Linked DNA regions of Mus musculus: region 2 is linked to region 1. The links are chromatin loops, found by intact Hi-C in ENCODE. Cell type or tissue: heart. All regions are shown on one strand.

Region 1 (8,000 bases):
GAGGAGCTAGAGAAAGTACCCAAGGAGCTGAAGGGGTCTGCAACCCTATAGGTGGGACAACAACATGAACTAACCAGTACCCCCGGAGCTCATGTCTCTAGCTGCATATGTAGCTGAAGATGGCCTAGTTGGCCATCATTGGGAAGAGAGGCCCCTTGGTCTTGCAAACTTTATATGCCTCAGTACAGGGGAACGCCAGGGCCAAGAAGTGGGAGTGGGTGGGTAGGGAAGTGAGTGGGGGAGGGTATGGGGGACTTTTGGGATAGCATTTGAAATGTAAATGAAGAAAACACCTAATTAAAAAAAATCAAAGTAAAAAAAAAAATAACTTGACAGTGCTTGGCTTGTAGAGCTAGCTGTGCAACTTCTCCTGGCATCCCTCCTGGTCCCTCCTGCTGACTCCAGCTGAGGCTGAGGCATGGCTGTCTCTGCTAGGTAGTGCTACTGCTGCCGATTCGTGCTTGTTATCCCAACTCTACTGAACTGAGTGGATGGAGCAGCCACTGCCTGCTGACCTGTGAACTGAACTGCCGATTTCCAGACAACACAGATGGGATTTGTTCCAAAGAACCTTTCTATACAGGTCCACTTCCCTGCATCCTTTCTTTTCCACTACCTCTGGTGGGTGGTGGGCTAGAAGGGAGGTTAAAGCGTTTAAGAGCCATCATTAAAAATAAGGATTGAAAACATTAAAGTTACACTTCTGAGACAGGGTCTCTTATTGAAACTGGATCTCATTTCTTGGCTAGCCTGGTTGGTCAGTGACTCTCCAGGACCCTCTTCCAAACCTCTCCAGAACTAGGATTACAGGAGTGTACTGCTGTGCCCAGCTTTTGGCGGGTGCCAGAGATTTGAACTCAGGTGTTCATGCTTGCATGACAAACACTTTAGCAACTGAGCCCTCAGCCCCTCATGTCAGATTGGTTTTTTTGTTTGATGGTTGGTTGGTTGGGGTTTTTTTTTTTTTTTTTTTTGGTTTTTTTTTTTTTTTTTTTTTTTTTTTTGCTTTTAAAAAAGTATCTTAAAATTTTGTTTATTGAGTGCACACCTGTGTGTGCATTAGAAAGCTCGGAGCCTCAGGAGCTGGTGTGATAGACAGTTGTGAGCCCTAGACATGGACCCTGGGAACTGACAACACATTGATTGCTTTTGACAGTGTGTAGAGAGGTGGCCTGAGCCCAGAGCATGTGGCCATCACTTGTATCTTGGTTATCTGCAGTTGGATCTGACTGGGTCCTGAGTTTCTTTCTTTCTTTTTTTCTCTTTCTCTCTTTCTTTCTTTCTTTCTTTCTTTCTTTCTTTCTTTCTTTCTTTCTTTCTTTCTTTCTTTCTTTCTTCTCTGGCTGTCCTGGAACTCACTCTGTAGACCAGACTGGTCTTGAACTCAGAAATCAGCCTGCCTCTGCCTCCCATGTGCTGGGATTAAAGGTGTGCGCACCCAGCTCCTGTCTGAGTTTCTGACCACGAAAGCCAGCACCTGGTTGATAACCAGGAGGAAGCTGGTACTGTGGGGCCTCAGGGAAGGGTTCTAAGGGTGAATAACAAAGAAACCCGAAAGATGGTGGCGTGTCCGTGGAGAGGAGGGGCAAGAACATTCTAGCAGCTGGAGTGGCCTAGGAGGACAAGCTAAGTTAAGGCAAGGAAAAGGGAGGCTTTCACCCTCGATTAGCTGGCTCTTAATCCCGAGTGTGTGCTACTATGGCTATGAGCACCTTGGAACCTTAGGAAGCAAGTTCTACGAGTCTGCTTGGCATCGATACTTTTTGCAAATTCCTCGCTATCTGATATGCAGCAATTTATCACATGGATTTGATCTTGTTCTTAGGAACCTCAAACCTGACTGCGCCTACATTTATTGTTCCATTCCTCACTTCAGAATTTGGGGCATGAAATATTGACGCTCTGAGCTCAGAAGTCTGGAAGGCTAAGCACCCAGGGAGAGCTGGAGGGCGGGCCTTGAGCGATTCGCCAATTTTGCCTTGCTGATGCAGCTTCCACCAGAGCAGAGCAGAGCCATTCTGGCCCTGAGCAGCCATTTGTCAACTTGAAAAGGGAAATGAATTTGTCAATCTTTGGCTTGGCCTTTGACCCCTAGAGGGTTCGGACCCATGGCTCTGGAAATTTGGCTGCCGATTGTAGGCAGCCCTCAGTCACAGAATCAGGGGACTGTAGAGTATAGGGAGATGGAAATAGAAATCTTTGGTGGCATCCGTCACCCTGAACTTCTCCCTGCACATCTCTCAAGGTTTGCCCTACCACTAGCTTACATATCTAGAGGCAAAGCAGACTTCTAAGTGTTCTTAAGTTACATAGTGTGTCTCTGTGTGTGTGTATATGTGTGTGTGCAAGTCAGAGAACACTCTGCAGAAATTGGTTCTCCCTCAGCCGTGTAGGTCTAGTCAAGTTCGGCAGCAGTTGCATTTACTTGCTGAGCTATCTTGGATGGTCCCTAGCCTAGCACTCACTTTCTCTCTCTCTCTCTCTCTCTCTCTCTGTGCGCGCACACATGTGCTTGCACACTCGCTGCTGATGTGAATTCCATCTTAGCTAAAAACAGTGAGCAGGGAGCGCCCTTCCCTGTATCTCTTGTCTTGCTAAAACGTATTGCTCACTAATACTTAATGATATGATTTGACTCTCCAACCTATTCATGAGCTTGTTTGAAGGGAAGAATCCACTGGGTTAGTCATGGTAGGATATGACATCATACATAGCAAAGGTTCTTTGAATGCCTAAAATGAACTGTAAACGAACTCATTTGCATACTAGAAAAGACTGCTCTTTAAGCTGGATGTTCCCATTGGAGGGTTTCGTGAGCAAAGCAAACCAGATCTTCTGTGTCACTCCAGGTCTGGGCCTCAGCCTTGGCTTGGAGGATCGGGGCCCACATCTGGCTAAAGGTTCTGCCTTTCACTGGCCCTTGAGACTCACATAGTGTGTATGGGGGATGACGGGGTGAAGGTGGGTGGCAGTCCCAAACGTTGTTGAGCAGGCTTCTTGTGTTTTCAGTGTTGTTGAGTCTAGTTTAGGATCAATTAGAGGAGCTTTGGGCCTGAGGAGGATGCTGAACTTGGGTAACAGACACGGAAAGCTAGCCCACAACTTGAGATGGAAAACTCTGGGTTACCGGAGGCTCTGATCTTTGATGGGAGGGCATGCGGAAGTCCTGAATTGGAGCTGTCAGTCATAGGTTTGATCTCTTTCTCTGTGTCTGAGGAAAGGGGTGGGGTCTATACCGAGCTGTGGCGCGGAGGACTCCAAGCCGGTAGAGGGCGCTGCGCCTCGCGCCAGGCTTAGTTCGGCTCCGGGCCATCAGGGGGCGCTGTGGCGCGAGCGGCGCGGTGGGCTTCCGGCAGGTGGCGCCGTGGCCGCGGGGCCCAGGCCGGCGGGCGGGCGGCGGCGCGGCGCTGCGGCCGGCGGCTCGCGGCCCCGGAGCGGCGGCTGCGCGGGAGGTGGAGCGGCGGAGTGGCAGGCCCGGTGCGGGCTGGAGCGCGGGCGGCGAGCGCACGAGCCGCGGCCGCGCGGAGCCCGCCATGACGGCGCGAGTGTGAGGCGCGGCGAGCACCGGTCCAGTAGAGCGGCGGGCGCGCCGGCCTCTTATCCCGCAGCGGCCGGGCCGGGCCCTGATGAGCAGCGGCCTCGGCCTCCGGCGCAGCCCGGAAATGTCCGGCAAGATCGAGAAAGCAGGTGAGGCGGGCGGGCGGGCGGGCGGCGCGCCTCCTGGCCTCGTGCGCTAGACCCCCAGTCCGGGCCCCAGCCTGGCAGCGACGCCGCGAGGGCCATCTTTGAACCGGGCCTGCCCGGCGGCGGGGGGCCTGTGATGCTAGCAGGATTCTGGGGGAGCGAGTGGAGGTCCCTGTAGCCTTGTTCCCTGGAACATCCCACAATGGCTGGAGCCCGGGACCCTTAGGAGGCCTGGCCCCGACCGCATGCAGAAGAGCAGGCGCGCTCCAGAGGTGATCGGCAGCCCAGTTATAAAATGTGTCACTCCTAATGAGCCTCGAGTTTAACCACAAGTGTCCACTTCGGTGGCTTCAAAGGACAGCAGGCTAGGGTGTGTTGGAGCGATGTTTCAGGGAGCAGCCAAGTTGTCCTCTAATATTTCTGCCTTGCTCTGCAAGCAGGGCAAGTGGAGAGTCATTGGGGATGGGGGAATAAGGTGGATGCGATCTTGGTGCAAACCTCATCTCTTTGTGTGTTCCTGGAAATCTTGGGGAGTCGCCTCCCAGTTTTTCCCCCGCCCCCCGGCTTGCATATTCTGGGAGTTAGATACTCCCGAGAGTCAATTACTGTTGTGCATATGGGGCCCAGAGCTTAATTAGCCGTCAAGCAGGGACTCCTTTTACGGGAGGGCGGGTTCTTGGCTGGTAGGTAAGGTAGGCAGTGAGTGGTCCAGGGCCTGGGTTGGGGGTTGTCACAGTGGGGATACCCAGTTATCCTGGAAACTTAGTAGAGAAGGCAGACTTGTAAGAACCTGAAAAGGTGTTCGGCCGCACTAATTTTTGGAAGCTGCCATTTCATAGGTGGACTTGAGGATATTTGGATGTATATTAGCAGGGGACCAACCAGCAATGAATGTAACTTTTGCAGCCCTGGTTTAAACACAGGGACAAACGTTTTGGTATTCTCTTTTGAGCTATGTGTCTTCATTCTGTGTTTGGTCTCTGGGTTGTGTTGTTTATTAAACGTACTTGAAGATTGCCTGCCAAAGTATGGTCTCTGTTTTCAGGACCCAGAGAGGTTCAGTGAATGTTTGTAGCCCACCCAGCAAGGGGCATAGGTAGGGTATTGACATCTGTCTTCTGACAAGAAGTAGGATAGCATTCCCGTGGCTGGACTGTTCCTTTTCAGATGCTGTTTCTGGGGTGTTTGTCTCCTTGTCCTCTTGCCCCGGGGCCTTGTCTAGTGACTATGAGTCGCTTTCCTGAATACGTGCTGCTCTGGAAATATCCCTGACCCATCTGTGCAGCCCTGCTTAGGAACTCCTGATAGTGTCTCATCCGAATGGCACTGTTGGGAAACTTGGATGATTTATTTAAAAATAGCATTGATGCGCTGGAGAGACGGCTCACCAGTCAGGAGCACTTGTTGCTCCTGAGCAGCCTGGTTTGGTTTCTGGCAACCGCGTGCCGGCTCACAACCATCTTTAACTCCAGTTTCAGGGGGTCTGATGTCCTCTTCTGACCTCCATGGGCACCAGACTCACATGTGGTGGTGCACAGACACATAGACAGGCAAAGATTTATTGGTTGTAAAATGAAATAAATACATCTAAAATACATTTTAAATAGTGTTAGCTGAGTTTTCTTTATCAGAACAGCATGTGTCATTATGAAGAATTTGGAAGTCCTGGAAGTAGAGGGGCTGGCATGTGCTGTGTGTCATCTCACGGGCTTCTTTCCACAGCTCAGAATGACAGAGCTGTCTACTCAGTCTCAACCCCAGGCCTTTTCAGTAGAGGTCATGCCTGTGCCTTCCCAGGCCACTATCCTCTGCTAGGGACTGTCGCAGTGCCCTCTTTAGAAGAGCTTGTCTGGGGGCTGGTAGTGGTATCTATACTGCCAGGCCCCACGAATATTCTAAACCCAGCTGTGGAAGGTCCTGCAGTGCACTGTTCACTAGGCCAGGAAAAGAAAGGCTTTCTCTTTTTTTTTAAATTAATTTTTTTTACATCCCCCCCCCCAGGTCACCCCTTCACACAATCCCTTTCCCATCCCTTCTCTGAGCAGGTAACCCCACCTCCCAGGGTATCACCCCACCCTGGCACTTCAAGTCTCTGCAAGGCTTTCTTATGAAGGAGAATTGGCAGGAGACGGCTGCAGAAAGGCTGGGAGGAAGGTGTGTTTGGGGAGAAGCAGCTAGTAGTGAGAGAGTTCTCTGGCAGCCATAGCTGGGGATCACAGATGAGATGGCGGAAGATTAGGGTATGCTTGCCGTGAGGGCTTACCTTCTTGAAGCTTCTGTGCATCATCCTAGGTGAACTTGATGTGCAGTCCGCCACATGTTCTGTTTGGTTGTGAAGTGGACCTGCTGTCACGCATGAGCGATGGTGTGCCTGGAGGGACACCTTTCTTTATTCAGCCAGGTGACAAGTCTCTAGGTATTACAGAGGAGCCCACACCCAATAACAGTTGCTGCTGTTTCCTGTGCTTCAAAGCAACAGAAGTGTTTCCAAAATGTGCCTGTGTTCTCTCACCCTCAGAAAACAGACTACTGAGTTTTCTTCTCGGGGTTTGGGGGTGGGGTGGGAGTCTAAGGATTTTGAGTGAGCAGAAATCTTACACCCCTATCCTGGTCCTTCTAGTCAGTTTGCCTTCCCTGATCACTTTCACTTACACCTCTGAGGAGGAGCCTCTGGACCTGTCACTCAGTCATCCTGCAGCCCTGCCTGTGGCAGTCATCAGAAGTCAGCCTTCGTGGAGGTGAGGAAGGCAGCATTAGTGCTCTTCCTCTCCAAGTGCCCAGGAGGACCAGGACAGTGGCTGGGCTGGCAGTTAGATCAGGAGGAAAGTTGGGATGAGGGCATACTGTGGTCAGGGGCTGAAGGAGTTCTCTAGGAGACCACTGGGAGATGTGGCGAGGTGAGGCACCCTGGGGCCTATGCTGCTGTGCTTCTGCTTGCCCTCGTCTCTTCCAGCAAAGACACGAGTGACGAGAGTAGGTGCCCCCACATTTCTGGACCTTAATGCCAGACTGGCACTAATCAGCTGACTCTAGCCCACTGGGCCATGTGCGTTCCCAAGAAAGAGAAGAGCTGTCGGTCAGTACTTAAAAACCAGGAGATAGCTCAAAACCACACATTTCCGGTTCTCCCAAGACTGAGACTCTTGTAACCCAGACCTCACTCCTGTGTGTACCTTCATGTGGAGCTGGGTGGGAGCTGCCTGCCCTGGGTCCCTGCCCTTTTCCCTGCTGGACACATCACCGAGTCCCCTTGTCCACATGGACCGTTGACATTTTTCAGCTTGACTCACAGAGATGATTCTCAGCTGTTTGCTGTGACCTGTACTTTGACTCTTGCCCCATTCCTTCATTGATTGGTTCCTCAATTCCTTCATCTGGCACGGATGGAGCACCTGCTCTGCCATGTGCTGTGTGTAGCTCTGGGGATTGGGACCTGCCATGAAGGCTGCACTGTCCCGTGTCCCGTGTGTCAGGCTGAGGAGACTAGAGGATTGGAGTCAGGGTGTTAGTGGTGACTGTAAACTCCTACTGCAACAAATGGAGATTTCAAGGATCGTGCTGAGGGGCAGGGAGTTTCCTTGGGGGAGTGGCTTTCAGGGTCTCTGCGCTGGTGGAGGGAATCCCTGTAGCTCCACTCAGCCCTACCCCTGCCTGCCCCACTCCACTCTGCTTCATTCCTTCAGTCACCAACCACCTTGTTCCTGGGACAGTGGGGCCTCCAGGAATTGAAAGGTCCTGTGGTGTTCTAATCCCTTTCCTCCCTCTCTGACCCAGCTTATAAACTTCATCACGTACCAAACTATCTGGCCAGTGCTGTCACCCAGGGGCTGCAGGGAGGTTTGCTGGGACTAGTGGGATGGCCACTAGCTCCCTCAACACACCCACTGACAGAATAAACATGGGTCTCAAAGTCCATGTGCTGTGCTTTTCAAATGCTCACAGGTAGGCTTGTTACAGACAGAAAGGGAATTTACAGTGGAACTTGTTACTATGTATCTTCTCAGAGCAGATACTGAAAGTCGGGCCTGTGCACTTTCTTAATGGGCAGTCACTGGGTACTGACCTTTCTTAACCAATCAGCTTCTACTTCCCTTTCCCATAAGTTAGGAGTCTCTGTGGTTTCAGTGCTTTGGGGTTATTGACACAAATTCTGAAGCTCCATGCTTCTTCACTGGCCTGCCTAGTCAACGTTTCCTGTGTACCTCACTGGCAGACACCCTGTCATGTCCCATGTTCTAGGAGCCCTCTGGAACATGGGCTTCCCAAGGCAGTAGGCCAGCAGTAACAGCAAAACAGGGCTGTCTGTAGACACCCCT
Region 2 (8,000 bases), 67 kb after region 1:
CAAAAAGGCCAGGGCTGCCCATAGAGTAGGGATTCTAAAGGTCACACTGGATAGCTGATGCTGCTCTGAAGTGAGGCAGTAGCTGAAGACAGAGGCCATGTTGTGTTCCTTCCTTTTCCTCTATACCTGTCCCATTGCTTAGAGTCCCAGGACAGAGGAGCACAGGTTAGCTTCCCCTCACCTGTATCCCCTTTACTCATTTATTAATTAAGAGCTTTGAACACAGGGCCCTCTAGGACACATGTGTGCCTGTGTGTACACGTGCATGCTTACGTGTGGTGTGGGTATCGTTTGCTGTGTTATCTAGGCAGTCCCAAAGCTCTTGTTATCTCCTGTGTTGCTGGAAGCAGTTGTGTGAGAGCAGGTCTGACCATGTTGCTTAGGCTGATCTCAGACTTGTACACTGCAATTATGAGCATGCCCCACCACACCAGCTTCCCCCGCACTTTGGATCTGCCTTGTCTGTACTGTCCAGGCTGTGGAATGAAGCCTACCAGGTTTGTGTTCTAATTTTGTTACATAGGCAGGCTATCTATTCTACCCACTCCCCATGCAGCCTCAATTTCTCCACTTATGAATTAATAGCATCTGTTCTGTGGGGAGGTTACAACCTGAATGGAAACAAGTGCAGAGCTCTGGGTAGCTTGAAGCACTCAGAGCGGCAGCTATGACTTGGCCCTTTCCTCTGCACGCAGACTTTTGCAGCCTCTGTCATCCTCCTCTGAGTTCTCACTCTGACCCCGATGTAGTGTCTCTTCAGTTATTAGTGGCTCCCTGCCTTGCCCAGTCAGTCTTCTCCTCTGTTGTTGTTTCTATGTTTCTTCCACTGTTTTTTTGGTTTTGGTTGGTGGGGTTTGTTTTGCTGCTGGGGATGGAACCTGTGTCTGTCCTAGGGTAGACAAGTGCTTGGTGAGCTCCAGCTTCAGCCACCCACTTCGACTTCCTTAATAACATAGGGCAGATACAGTCATCTGTCCCACAGACAAGGAATGGCATCTACTGTTTCCAAGTCCAGCTTGGCCTTGGATCTTGACCCTTCCCAGGATTGACAACCTCATAGAGTCCCCAAGCTTATGAGGACACGTGGTAGCAGCTGTTCCCCTAGAGAAGGAGAGGTCTGTAGGTTGACAGTCATTCTGGGGTGACTTTATAGGCCAGCCAAGCAGGTGCTGTGCATGTTATGTGTATAACTGATTCTGACTGCTAACTACAGTCTACAGCCCGAAGGGCTCAGGGAGTGCAGACCTTTAATAAAGAGACCGTCATTAAGGCGTGGGACTTGGGAGACAGTACAGATGCTACCTGACTTTGCCTACTTAGTTAGCCCCTCACTGAGTCCTGCTGGCTTGGCTCTTATGTGCCTGATTTGATCTCTTCTTGTGGCAGGAAAAGCCCTTCTACTCCCAAGTGCCTGCACTTTAAACTGTTCCCAGCTCCTGTTCACTCTTGCCTATGTGTCTGATGTGTTTTCTTAAAATACTTCCTGTTCCTCAGCAAGATCATCATTCTTGCCTTCCTGCAGGTGGTGTTGTGTCAAGACAGCCCCTTCTGTTTCCCCCCTCCTCTCCTCTTTTTCTTTCTCCCCTCCTCCTCTCCTCCTCCTCCTCCTCCTGTAGCCTGACTGCTCTTCATGCTGTCACTAGCGCCACCCCTGTGGCCTGATTATTCAGGCTAGCCCCGCTGTGGGTATGTTAAAACTGAGCACTCTTATCCAGGCAGTAGAGAAACCAGTGCTCAGCCTCTTAGAGACAGACAAGAATTGAGTGTTTCAAATGGAGATGGGAAAACAGCGCAAGGAAGGCTGAGTAGTCCTGGTGGTCTGCAGAACACTCCAGGAAGCCATACCAGGCCTTTGGCAGGTCTCTGGCTGAAGTTCTGTTTACTTGATTCCATCCACATATATAGAGGTTTTGGGGTTGTTTTGTTTTGTTTTGGTGTTCCTATGAAAAACCTCCCATATTGGATTTTAAATTTTTAAAATTATACTCCCTGACATTATCTGGGGGTGGGGAAGATTTAGTATTCAAAAGAATAGTTACTTTTTATAATATTTCTGCCATTCATGTATTTATAGATTATTGCTTAAGTCTCTTGACCTCAGTTGATGTTAGTGACACTCTCTGGACCTTAGGAAGCCCACAGGTAGTGGCCTCGCCTATCCACATATCTCTTCACTCCCTCTGTGGGCTATTTGTGGGACTATCCACTCGAGATGACTGTCAGTGTCTGGGATCTGGGCCACTGGAGAAGGGAGATGGGGAAAGGAGACTAGAGCAGCATGCCCTGCTCCCTGCTAGGTGTGAATCTAGGCTACCCACAGTCAAGGAGGAAAGAGTGGGGTTAGGAGGAGTTCTGGAAAGTTGGGTGCTGGCTTTTTCCTTCAGGTGTCTTTCCTTGGCATCGAGCGACCGAGTGCCGTTAGTAGCCGTAGTACCGGTAGTCAGAGTTACTAGCGTCGGCTTGGTTTCCTGAGCTCCTCCTTCCAGCACTGGCATTGGAGGCCTTGGAAGCCGTGTCTCTAATGGACAGGGACCTACAAGTTTGAATAGGTCTATGTGAGGATCTAGGTGGCGGATGGACTGTGATGCTGCCAGTTCCTCAAATCCTCTGAGAATGTATGTGCCCTGGGGCCTGACTATTGCTCCCCTGTGTCCTCACCGAGACCTCACTGTACGGTGGGAGATGGGAAGTGCTATCTCAGGCAGCCAATCAGAACAGAGGAGAAGGTTTTAAGGATCTCCGAGTGTGGGAAGGGAATCCCCTAGTCTCCAAATGACCCTTCTAGTCCTAAGCCTGTCTTTCTTCCTATTAATCTTTGTCTCCTGATCACAATCCTTAGAGAAACCATCTGGCTTGGTCCCTGCTGCCAAAGCGTTTTCCATTTGCAGGAGTATCGAGCTAGTTTATAGATTTCACTGTTTTCAGAATAGCTCCCTTTAATCTTCTCTCATTCCTTAAACATGGCATTCCCTTTCAGAACCTGTGCTGGCTGGAGGAGAAAGAGAAGGAGGTTGTCAGTGCCTTGCGCTACTTTAAGACCATTGTGGACAAAATGGCCATTGATAAGAAGGTTCTGGAGATGCTCCCGGGGTCAGCCAGCAAGGTGCTGGAGGCCATCTTACCCCTGGTGCAGACTGACCCTCGGATCCAGCACAGGTGAGTCCCCCAGAAGGTCCTTAGCTGTGGCAGAGCAGGAGGCTTAGAGGCGCCTTGGTTTGGGGCATTTGAAACAGTGGGGAGAAAGGAGTCCTCCACTTGCCCCCACTTCCCAGCTTTGAGGCAGTTGCTCCTCCAGAGGCCTGTGTGCTGGCCAACTCCTAGCAGATGCCACCACCCTCCGAGCTGTGGCTTTATCCTGTGATCAGCTCACTGGCACTGAGGACATTGGGTTGGACATATTCTCAGAGCCTCCATCATCATTTACCATGACCTGCAGTCCGTTGTCATTCAAGCCCACGGCTGCTGGGATTACCATCTGATAAAACGGTGGAGTGACATCCTTGCCTGGGCCAGGCCCATACCTCCCAGGCAGCCTTTGATTGCTAGAGTGTGTATTTTCCTACAGGTTAGCTTGCCCCACTTTTATTATTAAGTATCACAAGGAAAGCCATGCTCGATGCAATCCCCAAGCTTGCAGGAACTTTACTGAAAAGACTGGCAGGTCTGGGGTTTTGTCTGTGATACCCATTCATAATCGATGCATCTCTGTGTGGATTTCTCAAGGCAGCTTAGTGTCCATTTAACCCCATGAGACTGAGCTTTTAAGAATGGCTTTCAGAACTTGGCAGTGAAGTTCACAATTTTCTTCTGAGAGATCTAACAAACTGTCTTTATTCCCAAGAAATGTTCTGCCTGGGACGTCCACCCCAGCTTCTGCTGGCTCTGGCTGGGGATTGTGGCCTTTGGCTCACTGTGCTGCTGTCTGTACTGTGGCTCGCCCTTCGTTCACCCCAAAGCAGGCTCAGGTCTCCTTTGAGAAAAAGAACCCAACATTAGGCCATCAGATGTTTAGGTGGTTAACTCTAAATGCTATCATTCCTGTGTCTTCATGAGATGGCTCCCACCAGGGAAGAGTTAAAATCAAATTAAAGTTAAAAAGCTCCCTAACACATGATGATGTGGTGGTTGTGTGGTACACGTTGAAGAAGGCAGCAAGAGAACTGCAGTGTCCTGTCCTGCTTCCCAGAGGATGCTGGGGGAAGCAGCTAGATTGACAGGGGAATAGAACAAAAAACTAAGAGAACCTAAGGGTAGTATCAGGCATTCCCCCAGAGGCACCTATCTGCCAGACAGGCTGAAGGACTGGGCAGGCCCCCTCCGGAGGGGAAGCCCCACCCCCCATTCCTAACTGTCTTTTTTTTTTTTTTTTTTTCCGAGACAGGGTTTCTCTGTATAGCCCTGGCTGTCCTGGAACTCACTTTGTAGACCAGGCTGGCCTCAAACTCAGAGATCTACCTGCCTCTGCCTCCCGAGTGCTGGGATTAAAGGCATGAGCCACCACGCCCGGCTCCCACCCCCCATTCCTATGAGGCCTTGACACCATCCCCAAGCTTCTTGGCCAGCTCCGTTTATTCTCAGGGACAGGAGGGGTTTGCTTTCCTTCTTAATGACTGCTCTGTTGGTGGTGCAGAGTGCAGCTGTGACTGGCAGAAAACTTAGCTCCTTCCCCGTGCTGTTGCTCTTGATAAGTGTCATTGGTAAAACATCTAAAGACCTTTGCTGTTAGAACCCACTTCAGTCAAAAATTACAATATTGGGCTGGAGAGATGGCTTAGCGGTTAGGAGCACCGACTGCTCTTCCAAAGGTCCTGAGTTCAAATCCCAGCAACCACATGGTGGCTCACAACCATCCTAACAAGATCTGACATCATCTTCTGGAGTGTCTGAAGACAGCTACAGTGTAGTTACATATAATAAATAAATAAATCTTTAAAAAAAAAGAATCACAATATTGTGTTATTCTCTCTAAATTGTGCCCTTGTTTTCTAAGTATCTAATAGTGATGGAGTGATTGTTTTTGCTCTCCTGTTACAGTGTACAAAATTTGATGTGAGAACAGTAACTCTTTCTAGATTCCTTAAGAAAACTCATGTTTAGGGTCTGGGCATGGTGGCACATATGACCCCAGCTCTCAGGAGGCAGAGGCAATCAGATTTCTATAAGGCCAATCTGGTCTACAGAGTCATTTCCAGGCTAGCCAGGGCCACATAGTGAAACCCTATCTTTAAAAACCTTAATTAGTTTAAAAATAAAAAAGTTTATGGACTCTATAAGAATTGTAGGTTTGGACTGCTATTGTACTGTACTAAGGCTCTCCCAAATACCAAGGACTTATATTTTGTGTGTTGTCCTCACGGTGTGAATGGAGGCAGCTGCTGTGTGTGCACATTCGTGAGCATTCACCACATGACAAGGCCTCTCGCCTCTTGTGAGTCTTTGAAATCCTCTCTACCTAGCCACGGCTGCCTCGATGAGGATGATGAAGCTGAGCAAGGATAAGAAAGGTCTATTAAACCACAGACAGCTCTCACAAGTGCCTGGCTTTCCTGGCCTGACACCCAAAACCCCTCAAACCTGTTGATGCTGGTCCATCAAAATGACTGTCAAACTCATTCAAAACAGGAAATACATAAAGCTCTCCCCTGTCAAATGGTTTGCAACTGAAATGAGGAAAGATGTTCCCAGGATGTGTAGAGGGATGTGACAGTTGAAGAAACTACTGGGATAGAATTTTTATGATATATTTGGGGAGGGGGAGTGTGTGTGTGTGTGTGTGTATGTATAGTATGTATGTATGTATGTATGTATGTACTGGGAACTGGTAAGATGCCTCCATGGATAATAGCACCCACTAGGCAATTATGAGGATCTGAGTTCAAATCCCAGCATCTACACAAAATCCAGTGTTCTGGGAGCAGTGATGGGAGGGTCATGATTCAGGTTGCTCATTAATGTTCTTTTAAAACTTTCCTTCCATAGCTCAGCCCTCTCCTCCTGTTATAGCCGAGTATACCAGAGCCTCGCCAACCTTATCCGATGGTCTGACCAGGTGATGCTAGAGGGCGTGAACTCAGAAGATAAGGAGATGGTGACAACTGTGAAGGGCGTTATCAAAGCTGTCCTGGACGGAGTGAAGGTAAGAAGTGCAGGTCCCAGGCAGCCCAGATCAGGCAGCCAGCCGACAGAAGCTTAAAACTTGATTTTAGACCATACACAGGGTGACTGTCTTCCAAAAGCTGTGATATGGGCCAGCTCTAGTTCTGTCCAGTCACTACTTCACTCTAGAGACCACCAGCCCTTCATGCATCTGGCATTAAGTCCTCTATGGGCCATATGTCCCAGGTATGGCAGAGAACATGTGCCAGCTTAATGCAATGGAGATGGTTTAGCAAGAGCCCCAGTCTATCACCCATCTCCTTTGCATGGTCTGCAAACATGTAGGACTCCTGGTAGAAAGCACGGTGGAGTTGCTGAAGCTAAGTGTGCTTGATCTCTGTGATGTGGTCAATGTGTTTACTATCCAGGCCATTGCAGAAAGCCTCAGAGAAGATAAGGAGCCACAGTTGGAGGGGGAAGCAAAGACTACAAAGGGCCTGGAGTGGGGCCCAGAAGCAGGCTAACTAAGAGTGTCAGTTCCAGTAGGGGAGAAGCAAAGCTGAGTGGGGGCCCGAGAGATGACAAGGGCCTTGCAGTGGCAGCAGCAGGAGGCACTGTTCTAAGAGCCCTTATTAGGCTGGTGGAATGCTTTAAATCCCAATTCATCACTAAGTAGTCTGTGGGCTCAGACAGTTACTACCTTGGTTCATCTTGATGATGCCCATGCACATGCTCAGAAGCACGGGTAACAGCAGGGCCCTGCATGGCAGCATTGCAGACTTAGTGCAGGATGCTTTAGAGCAATGCTGAATACACGTAGCCCAAAGGCATTCATGGCTGTTCAGTATTATGTGGTGCTAAATGCATGCTTGATAGATGCGGCTTGGAAAAGCTGTGTCCCTTTTATTTACCCTCAATCCAAAATTATAACCACACTTGTCAGCCTAGGTCAGAAAAACTTCCATTCTCAGCCAATCTATGAAGTTCCTGAAACATGCCTCTTGGTGTAGTGTTTTTTAGAAGCTCTTAAAAACAGAGCTTTTAGGGTTTTAATTACAGAGAGAAGGCCAAGGAGGCATTGCTTGGTGAGAGAAATCACTCCCAAATGGGCTGTTAGCGAAAGCCCCAGCACCTTTAAAGTAGAGGCTGTGTGCTGCTGTGTCTCCAGAGAGCTTTGGGTTCACTGTGAGGAGGAGATGTGGCAACACTGCTCCCATGCTGTCTTCTCACAGAGCCATCAGACTTTATACCATCAGTGTTAAGAGGCTGCAATCTCTGTAGAATTTGGGGTGCAGTTTATCCCCTCAGTTCTTCCTGCAGCTTCTCTAGCTGGGCAATGTGAGACAGGACCTTCCCAGGTTTTCTGGCCAAGTTCTGACTCTCCCACTCTTGCTGCTCTTGTACCGACTTCTGGAAATCAAAATTATTTTCCAGACCAGATTGTTAGTGTTTCTTCTATCAAATTGATCTTGATGAAATATTATAAGTTAAAACAGCTGAAACAAGAGGTCAGGTTTCCACAGAAGCCTCAGGACTCCAGAGCCCCCATGTTCCTTATGGACTCCTGAAGGCAGGGCTGCACTGGTTGGCAGAAGGAAGGCTTGAATGAAAAATTGATGATTTCTCAATGTGACCCTGGGATGGGAGCACACACGTACAGCCTGTAGAAGTTGAACATGCCAGCACCTGAGAGCAAATAACTTCTTCACAGGTGTTTTTTTTAAAAATAGTTTAGGCAGAACAGGGTAAGGAGAAGGCTCAGCAATGTGGAAGGCAGAGCCAGGAGAGTCCTGAGGAGAAATAACAGAGACTGTGCCTTGGAGAAAACACACTCTGAAAAGTTGTCCCCTGCCCTACACACACATGACCATGCAGGTGAGCAGACACATGCACAAGCACACTAG

The links. Peaks named below come from ENCODE experiments on the same cell type or tissue, not always from the same donor. Only the 100,000 strongest peaks of a DNase experiment are listed, where the experiment ranks them.
Region 2: a loop joins it to region 1, with 3 times the contacts of the local background. A loop is called at or near these places in 13 of 42 quality-filtered maps.

What each region holds. Positions count from the first base shown.
Region 1 is chr2:29,616,377-29,624,376 of GRCm38, forward strand. Rapgef1 (Rap guanine nucleotide exchange factor (GEF) 1) reads left to right here and starts at 3,344. Exons shown (of 26, transcript NM_001039087.1): 1 at 3,344-3,687. The coding sequence starts at 3,627. In heart, a CTCF peak has its summit at 3,262 (motif pointing right); DNase peaks (open chromatin) are centred at 3,285, 3,725, 4,285, 7,975 and 3 weaker places; H3K4me3 peaks cover 2,245 bases; H3K27ac peaks cover 3,151 bases.
Region 2 is chr2:29,683,128-29,691,127 of GRCm38, forward strand. It overlaps Rapgef1 (Rap guanine nucleotide exchange factor (GEF) 1), which reads left to right. Exons shown (of 26, transcript NM_001039087.1): 4 at 2,978-3,156; 5 at 5,980-6,136. Among named protein-coding and RNA genes, the nearest start is that of Gm13420, 65 kb to the right of the region's middle. In heart, no CTCF peak of the experiment used is centred here; no DNase peak of the experiment used is centred here; H3K27ac peaks cover 423 bases.